Regions from separate parts of the Homo sapiens genome. Here region 1 is linked to region 2. Evidence: chromatin contacts called from ENCODE Hi-C or POLR2A ChIA-PET data. All regions are on one chromosome and are shown on one strand. Each heading gives the region's core, a stretch centred on a gene start or an enhancer-like site at or near the end of the contact. The rest is flanking DNA. Distances are from core to core; before and after follow the strand shown.

Region 1 (5,929 bases), core at 720-3,219, 410 kb before region 2:
GGAGAGCCTCTCTCTGCTCAGGAATGGTGGGGCTGGGGTTTGGGGGCAGGGTGGCTCGGTTTGTCTAACCTGGCTTGTCTTCTAAGAAGGTGGTAAGCACTATGTCTCAGGGGAGTGAGCCTCCCCCTCACAAAAGCTTTCCATCTACATTCATGGGCATGTCAGTGGTGTGACATGCCATCTGAGTGACTCCACTTTGCTGGTCATTTTATGCCCAGCAGTGCTTATACAGTCCAGCAGTTCACACTGGAAAATACGGAAATCACAGGACTGCTCCATCTGTAAGCATTATGTTCACAGGTTAGTGTCACAAGATGAAGGGGCAGGAGAAGATGCTAGGGGCCAGTCCCTAGTATGGCACGACAGAGCCCCTGCCCTTACCAGCATGTGGATCAGCCAGAAAGATGGTGGGGGGCTGGAGTTCCTCACCCTGGCTCTCCAGAGCCTCTTGTGTGCCTGTCTTCCAGCTTGATGGTGACATCCCATTAGTGGCTTGAAACTGACCATGGTGACAGTAGTTATTTTATTTTATTTATTTATTTTTTGAGACGGAGTTTTGCTCTTGTTGCCCAGGTTGGGGTGCAATGGCATGATCTCGGCTCACTGCAACCTCCACCTCCCAGGTTCAAGTGATTCTCCTGCCTCAGCCTCCCGAGTAGCTGGGATTACAGGCATGTGGCACCACACCCGGCTTTTTTTTTTTTTTTTTTTTGTATTTTTAGTAGAGACAGGGTTTCTCCATGTTGGTCAGGCTGGTCTTGAACTTTTGACCTCAGGTGATCCGCCTGCCTTGGCCTCCCAAAGTGCTGGGATTACAGGCGTGAGCCACTGCACCTGGCTGGCAGTATTTCTTTGAAACTGACGATGGTGACGGTATTTAGTGGGAAATTGGCCCACACTACAGATCAGGGCTTTGTTTACCAGTACAGCACTAGCTGTGAACAAGTGCGGTGTGATGACGAAAGTGCTCACCAGGTATAGGGTGGCACAGCAGGGGCTGGGACTGACTTTATTGCGTGGAGCTAAGGAGGCGGGGCTTACACAGTATTGAAGGATGAGCTGTGAAGACAGAGTGGTAAAGGGAGGCCCAGACAAGTGTGGGATGGCAAGACGTATCCTGTGGTTCTGTGAAAGGAAACTGTGGATGTGAAGGCACTTGGCAACTTAATACAAGGTGTCAAGCGAAAAGGTGTAGAGTAAGCAAATCCAACATAGGATGTATAAAGTGAACTAATTAGGGCTGGGGAAGGGTATCCATGTCATAACACATTAACCTTTGCTCTTTAGCTGATAGGATCCCTAGGGATTTCAAATGTGGCTCAACAAGGCCTTTGCCCAACTCTTTGGTAAAGGGGAACCCAGGCTTTGGAGAGGGACTTGGCGTAAGGAAGCAAATAGGCTAGAACACTCTGGGGCTGCCAGCTAACCGGGAAATGTTGACAAAGGCTGTGAAATGCCCTGTGTTTTGGTGGTGGGGCGGTGGGAGTGGCAGGGAAGTTGGCAGGAAACGGGACTAGGAAAACAAGTGGGGAGGGGTCAGATAGAGCAGGCTGAGCGTGCACTTCTTCATGCGCCTCAGAGCCAGACAGCCCCGCCTCAAAGCTTGTTTTGCTGTCCCTTGTGTCGGGTGGGGTCCTGGGTGCCATGGGTTGCTTGGTGAGCCCCCGTTGGTCCCTGTGCCCCAGACTGGGGCGAGTGTGTCACTGGACTGTTTCCACAGCTCGGTTGGTGCCACACTGTCCCGAAGGTTCTGAAGGAGACTGAGGTCACCAGGCTGTCTGGGCAGACAGAGCTGCCAGACTCTCGTCCCTCCCTTTGATGGGCCTGTTATCAGGGTTGTTTTGCTCCTGGAGCTGATCACAGGCCACGTTTCCCAGCCAGCCACCCCCATCAGCCCAGAGCCCCCTGGGACACAGGCAGACGTAGGCAGTCAGTTTGGAGAGACTGCAATTCAGGAAAGGGATAGGCTGAAATTTCTTGGGCCAAGAAATTGGCCCAGGACTGACCTTGGCTAAGCCCCCACTGATGACAGACGGATTTTTTTTAAAGATTATTTTCTTTAGACATTCTTGCTCTGTCGCCCAGGCTGGAGTGAAGTGGTGTGATCTTGACTCACTGCAATCTCTGCTTCCTAGGTTCAAGCAATTCTTGTACCTCAGCCTCCCGAGTAGCTGGGATTACAGGCACGCACCCCTATGCCTGGCTTATTTTTGTATTTTTAGTAGAGACAGGGTTTCACTATGTTCATCAGGCTGGTCTCGAACTCCTGACCTAAAGTGATCCGCCTACCCTGGCCTCCCAAAATGCTGGGATTACAGGTCTGAGCGACTACACCTAGCCTGATGACTATTTTGTTGTTGTTGTTGTTTGTTTTTTTGAGACGGAGTCTCACTCTGTTGCCAGGCTGAAGTGCAGTGGTGCAATCTGGGCTCACGGCAACCTCCGCCTCCCAGGTTCAAGCTATTCTCCTATCTCAGCCTCCCAAGTTGCTGGGACTACAGGCATGTGCCACCATGCCTAATTTTTGTATTTTTAGTAGAGACGGGGTTTCACCATGTTTGCTAGGATGGTCTTGATCTCTTGACCTCGTGATCCGCGCACCTCGGCCTCCCAAAGTCAGACTGTTTTAAGAGTAATTTGTAAAAGGAAGCTGGAAGTTTGGGGTGAATGGGTGGTTACACAAATGCTGTGTGATTTAGGGTGCAGTTTACAAAAGAGTGGCTGCGTCCTAGGCTGCAAATTCTGAGGTGTGGGCAAGTGGGGACCTTGGCCACCCCTGCACAGGGAGATCTGGCCCAAAGGCAGACCAGGGTCATGAGGCTAGGCCCTTCTTAAGAGGGTGGAGGGCTTTTGGAGGTGCTGAGGGCATGAGGTCAGAGTGGTGCCTGCTGCTGGCCTTCAAGCATGCAGGGTCCCTGTTTGGTGGTGGGCCTCATGAAGGAGTCACACCAAGGTGGGTGCTTAGGGTTCCCTCAAGCACCCATTCTGTCCCTCTGCATGCAGGGGACCACACCTAGGGCAGGAACTGAGAGCTGACGAGTGTTGTGTTCCCGGCGTTGCTCCTTCAGCTGGGATGGAGCCCTTGGCGGGATAAAAGGCTAAACTGGGTCCAGGTGAGATCACCACAAGGTCTCACCCAGGGCAATGAAGGGCTCACAAGCAGCACATCCCTGCTCACAGTTCGCACTCAGACTCACCCGTCTGTCGATGGTGCTGCCATCACTGCTGAACGTTTGTTCTCCGTCTTTCTCATGCTTTTGCCAAGCAGAAGGCTGAGTTCACCTAACCTGGACGCAGGCAACGAGATGCACTGCGTGCCCCCCTTCCCCTTGTGCAGCTGTGGTGTGAACGCATACCCTCCCTTGCTTGCCCTTCCTGCCTGGTTGCCAGCTCTGCTCTTGCTGTTCCCTGTGCCCACGGCACTCTCTTGCTTATTCTGTCAAGCCTGACCTACCCTCAGAGGCCCACCTTGGCCATCCACAAGGCTCCTTCTGAGAACTGAGCCCTTTCCCTGAGTTCCCAAAGCACGTTGTGTGAAGCTCTAAACTTTCTCCAGGCTGAACTTAGCTTACTCGTGGCTGTTCACATCCTCAGGGCCCACGCAGCAAATGCTCTGTAAGGGCTTGTTAAACTCCACTCTCCTGGGACTCCTAGTCCCCCACCAGAGTCCACCATGACTACCTCCTGCAAGAGCACTGAGCTCTTGGGTGCCAGGCCCAGCTCAGGATTTTCACAGACACCAACTCGTTTAAGTTGCATAACCCCGGGAGGAAGGGGTTGTTACCTGATGAGCAAACAAATCAGAGAAGTTCAATGACTTGTCCAAGGTTACAGAGGCTTGGAGCTCTGGATTCAAACCCAAGTCACTGTGACTCAAGACCAGTGTTTTTCCCCGTTACAAGCAGACACAAAAGAATAACAATCCTTTATCATTTATACTGTATTCTCACGTTACATTATTTCATTTGATCCTCACAACAGCCCTGTGAGGTAGGTAGGGTTATGTATTACTGTTATGCCTATTTCACAGATGAAGAAATGGAGGTGGCTCAGTGAGGTGAGTGACTTGCATAAAGTCACACAGCATGTTAGTGGCTTCACTGCTTCTGCAACTTCTCTAAAGTCAAGCTGCTTGGATTAGGGAGCACCGAAAAGATGGACAGTTTTATGGAAAAGGAGAAAGGGCAGTGGTGATTTGTAAGATTTCTTCCTCAAATTGTTTTGTTATGACCACAGCTTCTGCTACTTGGTCTAAACTAGGTTCTCCATGAGGGGCTCTCCCAAGTACCCTTGGCCTGGGACAGCTGTCTTTTTTTGGGATGGAGTCTCTCTGCAATGGCACACTCTCAGCTCACTGCAACCTCTGCTATCTGGGTTCAAGCGATTCTACTGCCTCAGCCTCCCAAATAGCTGGGGTTATAGGCGCCTGTCACCACACCCAGCTAATTTTTGTATTTTTAGCAGAGACGACGTTTCACCATGTTGGCCAGGCTGGTCTTGAACTCCTGACCTCAAGTGATCTTCCCGCCTCGGCCTCCCAGAGTGTTGGGATTACAGGCATGAGCCACTGTGCCTGGCAGAAAAGCTGTCAGAGAGACTCCTGGGTCCCACCGTAGGGGGAAAAGGGCCTTTACTGCTCAAGGGAACTGGCGCTGCCCATGGCCCAGTGTACAAGCTCCCTACTCACAGGGCCTATCTATGGGAAGCCCCTTTCTGGGCCCACCTCCCATGGGTGCCTGTGTCACCAGGCTTCCTTGGCTTTGAGGACCCCTGCCCAGTGGGGGAGGACCCTGGGGACTCTCAAGGCCAAACTCACTTTAGGGATGAATCATGACGTGCAGTTTGGAGGCCTGCATGGCTCATCACCCGGTGGGAAGCAGTGCTTGGGTTGCTTGCCCTGGATGGCACCCTACAGAGACCCAGGGGTGGGACACAGGACTGCAGGGGAAGGCCGCCTTCCTGAGGGCAGGGTCTTAGGGGCCGCACATTTACTCTAAGGGCACTGTTACGGTTCATACCACTCCTGGGCTCCTTGCTGCACAGCACCCTTGGAGACCGTCTCTTTCCTCTGGATCTCCTCAGGGGCCGTGAATCTTCCTCTTCCAGCAGAAAATGGTCGAAAGGTATATGGAGCCACAGATGGTGGGGAAGGTGGGTGAAGTGGGGGTCACAAACGAGGTGAAGCTACAACAAAAGGGGACTGACTTACAGGGGATAGAAAAGAGCTAACTTTGATTCTGAAGACAGATCCCAGAGGGGAATCTGAATTCTGAGTAATGATGTTTTCAGAAAAATGTCTGGTCTCTCAAGGTGACTATTTTGAAAGCAAAGATATATAACTGGGTGAATGGGAAGGTCTGCAACCAAGATCCAGCAAGTGGCAGGACAGATTTTGGCTCAATATAGGGAAGAACTGTCTAACAGTCAGCACTGTCCAACCACAGCAGGAGCTGCCTTGGGGATGGCGCGCTTCCTATCAGCCAAGGTATGCAAGCAGGCCAAGGTGATCACTTGCAGGTACCCAGGGAGAGGCGCTCATCTTCAGATGTGCTGGGGTGTTCTAGGGGTGGGGGAGGACTAAGCAATCATCGAATTATTTCCAACCCTGAGAATCCGTAATAGATTTGTTTAAAATGACCTGTTTCAATGATACCTCAAATTTTTGGGAAAACAATGACAAAAGTCAGGTAACAGGCTGGATTTGGAAGTGATTTCATTACACTGGCTACAGATACTTGCACATTTTTGCAAAGATAGCAGACCCTTTCTAAAGCCAGGAATCCCTTGATTCAGCCCTATCAAGAGGGACATTCCTACCTTCTGAACTCTGCCTGGACACTCATTCCTCTAGACCCTGCCACACCTCATCTCTGACCCCCAAGAGGGGACACTAACAGAGCTCTGAGAATGCACAGCATTCCAAGCCAGC
Region 2 (6,288 bases), core at 999-3,498:
TTCTTATAGTTCTTTACTTACCTTACTACCAACTATCCTATTGCTAAAATTATTTGTTTTAACCATTGGAGCAGGGCTGTCCAACAGAAACATAATGTGAGTCACATGTTTAATTTAAAATTTCTTTTTGTGGCCACGTTAAACATAAAAATAGATGAAATATTTCACTTTAACCTATTATGCCCCAAATATTATCAACATATAATCAATATAAAAACATATTGAGATATTTTGCATTCTTTTTGGTTCTTCAAAATTGGTATGTATTTTACACTTATAGCACATCTCAATTTGGACCAGACAAAGTTCAAGTGCTCAGAGCCAAAAGTGGCTGGTAGCTACCATATCAGACCTCACAGGACTAAACTGAAATCCTCTAACCTGGGCAGCAGGTTCTCTTTTCATCTTTGAATTTTCTCTTGACTAGCACACAAAGTATCATTAATGTATACCCAATCAATAGACCAACAGACCTATGGAAAGAATATGGAACTCAAAGAGGAGCAGATTGGTCATACCGCTAAAAAGTAAAGGATATGTGAGGACAACAGAAATCACTGCAACGGCAAGCCATGACTGTGTCAGTACAATCATGGGTGACAAAGCAAGAACCTACTCAAAAAATAAGTATTTATTATAACAACATCTACCAGGCTTATGCCTGTAATCCCAGCATTTTGGGATGCCGAAGGAGGAGGACTGCTTGAGTCCAGGAGTTTGAGACCAGCCTGGGCAATACAGTGAGACTCATCTTCACAAAAAACTTAAAAAATTATAGAGTGTGGTGGTGCATGCCTATAGTTTCAGCTACTCTGGAGGCCGAGGCAGGAGGATTGCTTGAGCCTGGGAGATGGAGGTTGTAGTCATCTGAGATCACATCACTGCGCTCCAGTCTGGGTGACAGAGCTAGACCCTGTCTCAAAAAATAAATAACCACATCAGTGTACTTCAGCAACCTAATAAGAAACAGTCAAACACCTTGTTTATTCTGCACCTCTTCTATGTGGAGCTGCTGCAAATAATATAATCAGCAAGAGAAACAATAGCAGCTAACATTTGTAGACTATGAGCCACTGTTCTAAATATCTTACTTCCATTACCTCATTTAATTTTCAGGACTCAGGGACAATTATTATCTCTTTCCATAAGAGGAAAATAAGGTGTAGAACGCATAAACGCTATGCAGAGATTTAAACCTAAGCAGCTTAACTCCAGAGCTCTTTCAAACTGCTACATTCCAGTCTTTCTCCGAATTCATTAAAAATAAATTACATGCAGACCCCCACAATAGGCACTGAGGTCGCTAAAAGTTTAAAAGGCATGGTTTGAACAAGTATTTGCTGTCAGCCATGTGTGAATACAAAGGCAGGTAAGACACGGTTTCTGCTCTCAAGGAGGGAGGTCAAGACAACCACTTTATAAACCTGGATATTCATTATAAGGGATAAAGATAGAGAAAGGGGGCTTGTTCATTTACACTTTTGGTATGATTAACAAGTTTACAGGTAATACCCTGGAATCATGAAAGCAAAGTTCCAGCGCTTTACAGTTATCGGAACAGTTTTGTGAAAAGTAATGGAAATCAGAAAAGTGCAAACCCGCGACGCCTACACTTTCTAACTTTTCCCTGCTGGCGGTTGTGTCTGACCCGACTGTAAAAGAAAAGCTAGATGTGGATGTGCCATATAAAAGTCCCTACAAGAAAAAACCCACTCCCTTCCCATTCACCAACCTGGATCTTAATGCGCTCCCCACTCGCGTTCTGAGCCCCGAGAGCGTCCCGCACGCTCAGTTTGGCTGAAGGTTTGTGCTTGGGGAAGGGGGCGGAGGAACAGAAGCGCACGGACCGCAGCAGGCAGCGGACCCCCAGCATCCCGCGTCCGCCCAGGCCCTCCGCGGGAGCAGCCCAGACCCCACGGTTCGAACCCCGCCTGCAGCGGCCCTCCTTTCTCAGCTGCTCCCCTTCCGCGGCCGCAGCTCTGCTCTAAGGCACTCCAGAGCCCCTCGGCTGCGCGCTTTCTCCTTCAGGACTCCCAGCTCTGTCCCCACAGAACCTCTCCGCTTCCCACTTCCCAACGGGGCGGAATGGACAGGACACTAGGCAAACGCCAGAAAGAAACCACGTGCAGTTGGCAGCTGGGGCGCCCCACTACCCGCGACAATTGTAAACCTACGAACAGAACCCGGGCCGCAACACGCGCAACCACTCCTACCACACCACGCCAACGCCGCTTACGTCATCACGCTACGGGGAAGAAGGGAGAGCATGCGTACTTGTGACCCAGGCTTAGGGAGGCGTGCGGGAGGGGGCGGGGTCAGGAGCCGAGACGGGGCGGAGCTAATGCCCTAAGGTTGTAGAGATTATCGCTGAAAGAACGTGGGAGCACATCTGAGGGTCTTCATTTCTAAAGTTTCCAGGTGAGGCTGAGAAACTGAGAGGCAAGGAGTGACTGATGGAGAGGGAAACCGTCTCCATCAGTCAACAATAGGGATCCAAGTAAGAGGAGGCTCTTAGCTGTTAACAGGATTCGCTTGAAGAGATCAGTCGTTCCTTTCCTGAGTACTCCGCAGAGAAAAATCAGACATAGCCCCAATGCGCAAGTCACAGTTGTGTGGTATCAGACAGCTAAACAGACAGTTGCATAAAAGGGCGATCAGTTTGCCTGACAGAGCCTAAGCGTGGGACGCCAGAGATGGCTTCCTGGAGAAAGTAGTCCTCTGACAGGTAAATAAAAGGAACTGGAGGGACCTTGCATATGGCAGGCAAGACGGTGGGAAGATGTTGCAGAGACTGGAGGAAACTCGAGTGTTTCCTGCCAGAATCCTCCAAGTCTCCCTCTTCCCTCTGCCCTCCAACACAGCTATCTGCATTTGTTTGACCTGGAAACAATGACCCTTTTATATATTAGGCTACGTTTTATTAAAAAAAAAATTCTGTAACTCAATGACGGTCATTAAAAGGTTTTTAATCTAATTTAAAAAGTAAAACGTTTGGCCAAGTGCGGTGGCTCACGCCTGTAATCCCAACTCTTAGGGAGGCAGAAGCAGGAGGATTGCTTCAGCCCAGGAGTTCAAGACCAGCGCTCGCCCTCGCTGTCTCTCTCCCGCTCCCTCTCACTCTCACTCTCTCTCTCTCACTTTTACCTTACTTAAAGTTGCTACTATTATTATACCCATTTTACAAATGAGAGAACTTACGCACAGAAAGGCTAGATGACCTACTTAAGGATACACATTCCCTAAGTGTGAGATTTAAACCCAGAAGTGCTGGCTCTATGCACTTAAGCAGTATGCTGTATTACATAGTGTCCCAAGGTGATCTGTTCCATCAAGGAGCTCATGCTTTAGAGATGGAGACAAGCAAGAAAAGAGACTACTGAAATATAAACCAGTAAGTGCACACATAGATGTATGAGTTGTCTGCATTTGTTTGGACTGAAAAGTCACCCTTATATATTAGGCTACCTCTTAAATTTATCCAAAAAATTATTTTTGATATTTTATCCAAATATTATATTGGATAAAATATAATACAATTATAATATATACATGTATCACAATTTTATATTTTATATAATATAAATGTGTTCCCTGGTTCTTTTAATAAATTAAAATTATAAATATAATAAAATTATAATTATAAATTATAATATATAATTAAATTATATTGGATATATTATATATTATATACTTATAATATAAAATATGTTGGATAAAATATAATATAGTCTAGAGAAGGAGAAAATTAAGCTGAATTTTTGAAGTGGATCAATATTTTGCCAGGTAGGCATGTAAGAAAATTTCCTGCCAGAAGGTGAACACGGAAGGTTGCCAGGAGGGCAAATGGCCTGGAAAAATTGTAAAATCATTCTTAAGACAGGCTAGAAAATATCTCATCTGAAAATACTTGATGTTGGAGGTGGAACCTAGTGAGAAGTGTTTGGATCATGAAGGCCTTGGTGCCACCCTTGCAGGAGTGAATTCTCAGTCCATTAGTTTTTGCAAAGCTGATTGTTGAAAAGAGCCTGGCACCCCCCTCCCTCTCTCTTCCTTCCTCTTTTGCCATGTGATGTTTGCTCCCCTTTGCCTTCCTGAATGGCTGAATGACAACAAACCTTGACATTATTTACTTTGAGTGGAAGCAGATTCTGGTGCGATGCTTCTTGCACAGCCTGCAGAACTGTGCAAATAAATGAATACACTTCTTATCGATCAAAAAAAATATATAGGCCAGGCGCAGTGGCTCACGCCTGTAATCCTAGCACTTTGGGAGGCCAAGGTGGGCAGACTGCCTGAGCTCAGCCTGGGCAACATGGTGAAACCCTATCTCTACTAAAATATAAAAAATTAGCTGGATGTGGCAGCATGTGCCTGTAGTCCCAGCTACTCGGGAGGCTGACGCAGGAGAATTGCCTGAACCTGGGAGGCAGAGGTTGCGGTAAGCTGAGATCACGTCACTGCACTCCAGCCTCAGCAACTGAGTGAGACTCTGTCTCAAAAAAAAAAAGAAAAAGAAAAGAAAAGAAAAGAAAAAAATACTTGGGCACTTCTTGAACCTTGAGAAAGGAAAAATGGAAACTTGCAGCCAATGCCTTCAGAATTATGCAGCTATGGACTTTTAAGGGAAAAAAAGTTCGCTCGTTCAAAATCTGGGGAACAAGACAGTCTGGGGTACATAACAATGATGTTTATCCCAGTGAAAATCTTTTCTTTGCCTATGCCTACCCTGTCCAAGTGATCAAAAGTAGTAACCAGTTGGCTCATTTCTTACTCATGCCATTTTTCTGTCTTGCCTTCTGCTATGGCTTGGATATGATTTGTTTGTCCCCACAAAAACTCATGTTGAAATTTAATCCCTGATGTGGTGGTGTTGGGAGATGAGGCCTAATGGAAGTGGTCTGGTGTATGGGAGCAGATCCCTCATGAGTGGCTTGGTGCTGTTTCCGTGGACTGCATGAGTTCTTGCAAGAATGGGCTTGTTTCCACCACAGTAGGTTGTTATAAGGCCAGGATGCCCCTCAGGGGTTCCCCTTTTTGCACATGTCCACTTCCCCTTTGACCTTCTTCACCACGTTGTGATGCAGCACGAAAGCCCTCACCAGAAGCCAGGGCCATGCCCTTGAACTTCTCATCGTGTAGAACCATGAGCTAAATAAACCTCTTTTCTTTATAAATTGCCCAGTGTCAGGTATTCCTTTACAGCAACATAAAATGGGCTAAGGCACCTTCTTTCTCTCCCAACTCCCCTACTCCAGGGAACAATGTGCAGCTTAAGAACTGGAGTCTGAGTCCCAGGGAGTGAGGCTCCTGCCTTCCTTTACCCTCTCACTACTTGTTTAAGCCAAAAGGTTAATTATGTTCTTAGCAGGGGACCACTGCCCCAGTATGTTGAAGACAAGAGAAAAAGTTTACTATACAACTTACGCTTCTGGTGCTCAGTTCAAACCATCCCCTGTATCTTGTGCTATATCAAATCACATCATCTTCTTGTTTATTTTTGTTTTCAGTGTTGGCTTGACACCTTCCCTTTTAGATTCATCACCTTCCAGACAGGAGTGCAAATGATGTTTTTAATATGAATATATAGTTGACCCTTGAACAACATGGGTTTCAGTTGTGCCGGTCCACTTGTATGTGAATTTTTTTCAATAAATATATTGGAAAATTTCTTGGAGATTTGTGACAATTTCAGAAAACTTACTAATGACCTGTGTAGCCTAGAAATATCAAAGCATTTAATAAAAAGGTCATGAATTCACAAGATACATGTAGTTACTAGTCTATTTTATCATTTACTATCATAAAATATACATAAGTCTATGACAAAAAGTTAAAATTGGCTGGGCGCAGTGGCTCATGCCTGTAATCCCAGCACTTTGGGAGGCCGAGGCATGCAGATCACTTGAGGCCAGGAGTTCAAGACCAGCCTGGCCAACATGGCGAAACCCCATCTCTACTAAAAATACAAAAATTAGACAGGCATCGGCCAGATGCGGTGGCTCATGCCTGTAATCCCAGAACTTTGGGAGGCTGAAGTGGGTGGATCACCTGAGGTCAGGAGTTCGAGACCAGACTGGCCAACATGGTGAAATCCCGTCTCTACTAAAAATACAAAAACCAGCCAGGTGTGGTTGCAGGTGCCTGTAATCCCAGCTACTGGGGAGGCTGAGGCAGGAGAATTGCTTGAACCTGGGAGGCAGAGGTTGCAATGAGCTGAGATCAAACCACTGCCCTCCAGCCTGGGCGACAGAGCAAGACTCCATCTCAAAAAAAAAAAAAAAAAAAAAA

What was found. Hi-C counts contacts between places; a loop is a spot of excess contacts on that map. ChIA-PET counts read pairs that join two places held with the same protein, here RNA polymerase II (POLR2A). Pooled maps may share reads with other maps.
Region 1: a loop to region 2 is called in a map of Right ventricle myocardium inferior, with 3 times the contacts of the local background. The contact joins the enhancer-like site here to the promoter of NARS2 in region 2. A Hi-C loop is called at or near these places in 11 of 168 maps with a recorded cell type or tissue (IMR-90, Right ventricle myocardium inferior, Right ventricle myocardium superior and 8 more) and 6 of 50 pooled maps. POLR2A ChIA-PET finds 5 or more read pairs at or near these places in 2 of 52 experiments (PC-3 and endothelial cell of umbilical vein).

What each region holds. Positions count from the first base shown.
Region 1 is chr11:78,167,327-78,173,255 of GRCh38, forward strand. All of the region lies in intron 2 of KCTD21-AS1 (KCTD21 antisense RNA 1), which reads left to right. KCTD21 (potassium channel tetramerization domain containing 21) reads right to left here. Exons shown (of 2, transcript NM_001029859.3): 2 at 3,923-5,929. Among named protein-coding and RNA genes, the nearest start is that of KCTD21, 18 kb to the right of the region's middle. Within about 2 kb of position 1,970, at least 22 of the 41 ENCODE cell types and tissues checked have a DNase peak (open chromatin) inside an H3K27ac peak, as active enhancers do; they include IMR-90, ascending aorta, endothelial cell of umbilical vein and 5 more, where a contact is called at or near this core.
Region 2 is chr11:78,572,616-78,578,903 of GRCh38, forward strand. NARS2 (asparaginyl-tRNA synthetase 2, mitochondrial) reads right to left here and starts at 2,249. Exons shown (of 14, transcript NM_024678.6): 1 at 1,733-2,249. The coding sequence starts at 1,873. RefSeq lists enhancers at 1,635-1,744, 2,405-2,544.